2 separate regions of the Homo sapiens genome follow, and region 2 is linked to region 1. Evidence: chromatin contacts called from ENCODE Hi-C or POLR2A ChIA-PET data. All regions are on one chromosome and are shown on one strand. The core of a region is the stretch at or near the end of the contact, and the rest is flanking DNA. Distances in the headings are between cores, read along the strand shown. Region 1 overlaps BFSP1 (beaded filament structural protein 1). Region 2 overlaps LOC107985440 (a long non-coding RNA gene).

Region 1 (2,755 bases), core at 1-2,500:
GTCCAGTGAAGTGATGACTTGGTTTATAAAAGTGGACTGATGTCTATACCGATGTGGTTTTTACAGCTCCATAATTTAAACCTTTCATCAGAAGGAAGAGTGTTCAGGAAAACCAGTAAGAGCTCCTGTCTCAGGAGCTCAACAGGAATGGAGATGCCTGTGACGAGAGCCACTGTGGCACGGCGTCCACTGCCACCCAGCACCAGCCTGGCCGAGGAGAATGAGACACGGACCCTCCTCTAGAAGGCCGCAGTCCAGCAGGGGAGGCACGCCCAGGGCATCTCAGAGGAAGAAAGGGGCTTCCAGGAGGAGGCAGGACCGGTCCTGGGAACCGAGGAAGGAAAGGGACTTCCAGAAAGGAGAGAAGGAATGAGCAAAGGGGAGGTCCCAGAAACTGCAGGAGGGGTCAGGAGACGAAGAGAAGAGAGGTTGGCCCAGGGTTCCTCCAACGGTGGGGCCATGTGGCAACCTGAACTTTATCCGGAGCCAGGTGACTGCTGTTTCTGCCTGGACCGTTAGATTGCCTGGTTTATATCTGTCTCCCCACTGGGCTGTGAGCCGCTGAGGGCACGACACAGGCAGGAGCCTGACGCGAGCCCCATCTGGAGGGGTGAGCTCTCACCTCAGTCCTTAGGACCCCAGACACCTTTAGGTGTAAGGTTTTTTTTTTGTTTTTGTTTTTGTTTTTGTTTTGTCTTAAAAAAAAAAAAAAGGAAACTCATTACATACTGTCTTACACAAACTAAACCACTAGATGGTGCTAAGTGACTTTAATGAGAAATGAGACATGGGCGGTTCCCACTTTGCAATTTTAAAAAGTGACTTTCTTTACTTCCCTGTCACAGAAACTCTCAGTCCATGCAATTTAGGGAACTAGAATTACCTGTCCTTTCCTCTCCACCTGTCCGAAGTGCTTCCTCCGGGGCTCTTACGGGTATATGTGCACTTATTTGAAGGAGAGGCTTCCAGCTTCCAGCTCCAAGCCCAGGCACTATTCTCCCATCGTCCGCCCAGCGTCTCCCAGACTGAGCCCGCAGAGCCACGTGGAGGGCTTAAACAAGGCGCACCGGCCCGCCCCAGAGCTCCTGGGTCAGTGGTCTGGGGTGCCTGTGAATCTGCATTTCTGACAAGTTCCCAGGTGGTGCCCCCGCTGCTGGGACGGGGACCTCACCCTGACGACCCCTGCTGTGGAGAGTTCGGGAAGCTTCGGACGCCCTAACCATAGGCGGAACCCGCTGCCACGGCCCTGGTGCTAGCAGACGCTCTCTCTCGGCCCGCCCTCCACCGAGTTCCGGCCACAGAGCGGGCCCTGCCCGGCGGTGTGCGGCCACATCTTCCTTCAGCTCTAGCTTAGCTGCTACATTGGGAAGCCACTAAAACCTTTAAAACCAGCAAAAACCCAGCCACAAACATTTGAAATGAGGCCCAAGCCTGGGACACAGGGGGACCAGGTGGAACATTCGCCCACTCCCTGGGACCCGCCCTTACCCTGTGGTTCTCAGTGTGGCTCCTGGACCAGCCGCAGCACCATCACAGGGACACCTAGACATGCAGCATCCCGGGCCACACCCCAGACCCACTGAGTCAGGAGCTCCCGGGCGCACCCAGCCACGTCTGGGTTTTCATCAGAGCTAAGGAGGCAGAATTTTGGCCCCCGTGACCTTTTCCCCTTGGTGCTACACCCTTGAATATGTTACATGGCAAAAAGGGACTTTGCAGATATAATTAAAGTTCTTAATCAGTTACCCTTTTTTAAGGAAAGGAGTTTATTCAAGATTATCCCCTAAAAACAGAAGTCAGAGAAACGTGTAAGTCCAAGTCATTGAGATGAGACGCAGGAAGAGGGTTCAGAGTTCGCTGCCGGCTCCGAACGTGGAGGGGCCTGAAGCCAAGGAGCCTGGGCAGCCCTGACAGCCACTCCTGGCCAGCAGCCGGCAAAGAAACAGGGTCCTCACTCCTGCCAAGAACTTGAATGAGACTGGAAGCAAATTCTCCCCTAACAGCCTCTGGACAAGGGCCCAGGCTGGCCAACATCTTTCTTTCTACCTTTTGAGACCCAGAGCAGAGAAACCGATAGGACCCACCCAGACTTCCCACCTACACAACTGCGATGACACGGGTGCTGGTGGTGACTCATCAAGGCAGCAACAGAAAATGGACACAGCCGTGTTTCATCAGCTACATGCTATAGCTTGTTACTGAGTGAGTATAAGCACATCTGTCATTTTATTTAAAATGATTCAGTAATATTTTGATAACTGTTTTAATATAATTAGTTTCTTTTTTTTTTTTTTTGGAAACGGGGTCTCATTCTGTTGCCCAGGCTGGAGTGCAGTGGCTCAGTCTCAGCTCACTGCAGCCTCAACCTCTCCAGGCTCAGGCAGTCCTCCCATGTCAGCTTCCTAAGTAGCTGGAACCACAGGCACGCACCACCACGCCCAGCTAATTTTTGTATTTTTTGTAGAGGTGGGGTTTCGTCATGTGGCCCAGGCTGGTCTCAAATTCCTGGACTCGAGCAGTCCACTCACCTTGCCCTCCCAAAGTGCTGGCATTACAGGCGTGAGCCACCACACCCAGCCTGGTTTCCTTTAAATTATCTGTATTTTATTTTATGCCTTTACCATCATTTTTCTGAGAAGCGGTCTCCATCAGAATGCCACGGGTGGGAGTGGAGGAGGCAGCACAGAAGAGATGTTTGAGACCCTGCTTTAGAGACGAGGGCAGCAGGGAAAAGCCAGGAAGTCCTCCTGCAGCC
Region 2 (3,777 bases), core at 399-2,898, 320 kb after region 1:
CCTCCAGAGGCCAAGGGAGAGGGGAAGTGTTTGTGGAAGTCCCTTCTTTTACCAGGTGTGGTGAAAAAGATGCTGAGCGGCAGCTAAGGGTACCTGGACTTAGCTCAGTCATTAAGTGTGCGACCTTGAGTAGGTGATTTCACCCTTGGACCTAAGAATAGAAACTGGGTATAGTGGCTCCTCCCTGAGGAGAGTACAGGGAAGAGAGACGCAGTGAACTTTGAACCCACTAGGTTTGGAGATGAAGAGTGGTTCCTGCCAATGGCACAGCCTTCATCTGATCATAAGGAAACAGACAGACCTGAACTTGAGAGCATTTCCTGAAACAATGGGTCCTTTAAAATGCCAGGGCCATGAAGGACAAAGGAAAAAGACCAAGAGACAAGACAGTGGAGGGCAGGGTGTAATCCGGGATCAAATCCTTGACGTGGGGAGGGAGTTTCTATAAGGGACTGTACATCAGATAGTAGCTATGAGTCAGTGTTCTATCTCTTGAATTTGATAAATTGCACCGCAGGTGTGTAAGAAGATGTCTTCATGTTTAGGAGATAGATGCTGAAATATTTAACGATAAAGGGGCAGGAGGTCTCCAACTTTCTAAAGTGTTTCAGAAATTAATAACAGTTTGCGTATATATATGTGAATACGTGTATATACACACATATATAAGAGAGAGAGGCAAATGTTACAAGTTGGGAAACCTGGATGATTTTTGTCTCATTTTTATAAGTTTTTTTCTAAGTGTGAAAGTATTTCAAAACAAAAAGTTAAAAAATAAAAATTGAAAAAAGCAGCGATACATAAGCGCTCTGAGTTTTATGAATTTTAATCAATTAAAGAAGCTTGTTGTTACTCCATTCAGTCATTCATTCAACAAATATTGGCTGAGCTCCTACACTGTGTGGGACACTGTGCTAGGTGTCAGGATGCAGCGAACAAAAGGCCCGGCCTAGCGACCAGACCAAGGTTGGGTCTGCAGTGCATTCCAGGGGCCTCCCCATAACCCCCAACCCCTCCCGCTTTGAGACCCAGGCTCTCCTTGCCCTAGAGGCCAGGCTGTCCCTGCTGCCAGGGGGCCCTTCCTGAGAACTGCCCTCACCTGAAGAGACCCACTTTGACCAAGCTTATGTCCCCTCCTGGCATCCAATGTCTGGTCATTTGGGCCCCCTTGCCTGGACTGGAATAACTCCAAAGACTATCCCAGCTTCAGATCTCCCACAGGGCCAGCTCCAGCCCTCATGGTGACAACATCGCAGTTCAACTCCTCCCTCTGCCCAAGAGCACTGTCCGAAAACTTCCTGCATATAACCTCTGTCTCAGAGTTTGTGTCCGAGGAACATGGTCATTACAGAGTCCCAACAGGAAACAAATGTCACAATCAAATTAAGAGAATTCCAGATGACTTATTAAAAGGACTGTTTACAAAGGTATGGGCAGGGTGTATAAGACCACCAAGAAAAATGCAGTGACCTGGGGCTAGGAACAATTAAGCCTTTACCAAAGGAGATAGCTACGTGGAAAAGGCAACCGTTGGCGGAGTAAGGTCCTTCAGCTGAGACTCAACCAGCCCGAGATGACCCAGCAGAGACGGAGCCACAGGAATAAGCAAATGCCTTTCCTCACTCTCCTCGTCCCCTTCCTGCTACTCCTGCCCGGGCCCCCCATTGGCCACACCCAGCCGGAAGTCTGAAGAAGGATGAGGGTGGCTCTGGTGGCGGACGGAAGACCTCAGTACAGAGTCCCATACAGCACCCGAGCTTGACCCCTCTGGGAGTGTCTGATGAAAGCTCTGGACTCTCCCCAGGAAATGGATCATAAATACACACACACAATTTTACACTTAATTTTAAGGAATTCATGGCTGCTCTCCCAGGAAGCCCAGGCACCCGAGATTAAACACCACAGTGCTATGAAGTGGTAGAAGCAGAGGCACAAAACACGAGTGATTGAAGAAGGGAAGAGAAAAGCAGAAAGAAAGGGAGGGGCACTGATGTCCTCATCTTACAGAGCTGGGAATCAGCGACTGCTGTCAGAAGAGGAAATGCTCATGCAGGAGTCAAAAATAGTCATGAAAGTTCAGACATTGGGAGTAGTGAGCTAAATGCTCATCTTAGGTATTGGGGAGTGAATAGCTGTTGTCTAAAGATGGTAACTGAGGAACGGAGGTATAAGTATGTGATTTGGAGTGTGGAGAAAATCCATAAACAGCAACTGGCAAAAGATGCTGTCTTGGGGGAGTAGGACTGGGAGTGAACAGGGGCAAGTACAGCAGGAGAGACACGATTGCTTTTCATTGTAAGCCTTTCTGATGTAACTGAGTTGTTGCCACTATATAACACACACACACACACACGCACACACATATGTGTCTGTGTGTGTATATATATAACTTTGATAAGTATAATTTTTGTAAAGAAACCTTTCCCTATTAGGATCTTCCAGCACGTCTAACCTCACAAGGCCTCAGAGCCAGTTCAACACACATACCCTTCCAGCAGACTGGCCTGTGCCCACCTGCAGAGCAGAAGTGGCCCTGCTTCAGCCACCTATTTCTGAGTCACAAAATACTCTGAAACTTGGTGACTCAAAACGACAAAAATGTATCATTTCTCTCCATTCTGTGGGTTGACCGGGTGTTTCCTTTGCTTTGCCTAGTGTTAGCTGGGACCCTGGGATGGCTGGAAGGTTACAGAATTGCCTCACTCACATGGCTCCACCGGGCTACTGGCTGGGGATCTGCGGAGCTGTTGACTGGCAGCCTTGGTTCCTCTGTGTGGGCCTCTCCACTTGGCTGCCTGGGCTTCCTCACAGAATGGCAGTGAGGGTCCAAGAAGGAGCCATTAAAGAAGTAAAGGCAGAAGCTGAAAATGACTGAAACCATTATACTTATATAGCATCACTTGCACTGCATTCTACTCATTAAAAGAAGTCAAAGGTCACCTCAGGTCCAAGAGCAGGGAATTAGATTCAATCTCTGAATGATAGCAGTGGCAGAAACAGGAATGCTTCATGGCAGAGGGAAAATACTCCACAGGATGCTCCCATTGCTCCAACAATTCTGCCACCAGCCACACCTCCACGGACTGCCTGCTGGAGACTTCCCATCCAAACTTGTGCTTCTGCACACGTCCCAGCCCTCTCAGATGCATCCTCTCTCTCAGTCTTCTCTGTCCCGTGCAACCCATGGTTCTAGATTGACATGGTCACCTTGGCTTTCGGTGTTTTTATTGTTATCTTAACCTTCATCAGATTTTATTATTTATTTATTTTTTTAAATTTATAATCATCTTCTTGGAGAATGATTCACCAAATTTTAAAATCCCAGACAATATAAACTAAGTCTTCCAAAATACTCTGTATATCCTACTGAACATCATTTCCATCCCTCCCACTGAGAATTATAGTGAACAGATGCAATCAATGTTTAAATTATGTATCTATGAATATGTAATTTATATATCCATACTTACAAGGCTGCCACATTGCATAACTCCAGGGAGGCACTTTTATGTTATAGGCTATGCAAATGGTGTCCCCTGGAGGTATGCAGTACGCAGCTCATACAACTGAACATGGCCTTCCTGGATATGGGTGCTTGGTAAGAGCATATCTTTTATTCGACCTCTCTAGTGCATACTCATTTTAGGGCAGTGGCTCTCAATCTGCACATTATAATCACCTGGGCAGGCCACACTGCCAAGCACTAAAATCTGAATCACCTCGCGGTGGGACCCAGGCATTGGCGTATTTAAAGTTCCCTAGGTGATTTTAACATGT

Evidence for each region. Hi-C counts contacts between places; a loop is a spot of excess contacts on that map. ChIA-PET counts read pairs that join two places held with the same protein, here RNA polymerase II (POLR2A). Pooled maps may share reads with other maps.
Region 2: a loop to region 1 is called in a pooled map, with 2.8 times the contacts of the local background. The contact joins two enhancer-like sites. A Hi-C loop is called at or near these places in 2 of 50 pooled maps. POLR2A ChIA-PET finds 5 or more read pairs at or near these places in 2 of 52 experiments (WTC11 and activated T-cell).

Annotation. Positions count from the first base shown.
Region 1 is chr20:17,504,246-17,507,000 of GRCh38, forward strand. All of the region lies in intron 5 of BFSP1 (beaded filament structural protein 1), which reads right to left. Among named protein-coding and RNA genes, the nearest start is that of BFSP1, 26 kb to the right of the region's middle. RefSeq lists an enhancer at 267-790. Within about 2 kb of position 1,251, at least 19 of the 41 ENCODE cell types and tissues checked have a DNase peak (open chromatin) inside an H3K27ac peak, as active enhancers do.
Region 2 is chr20:17,823,748-17,827,524 of GRCh38, forward strand. All of the region lies in intron 2 of LOC107985440 (a long non-coding RNA gene), which reads right to left. Among named protein-coding and RNA genes, the nearest start is that of BANF2, 130 kb to the left of the region's middle. Within about 2 kb of position 1,649, at least 7 of the 41 ENCODE cell types and tissues checked have a DNase peak (open chromatin) inside an H3K27ac peak, as active enhancers do.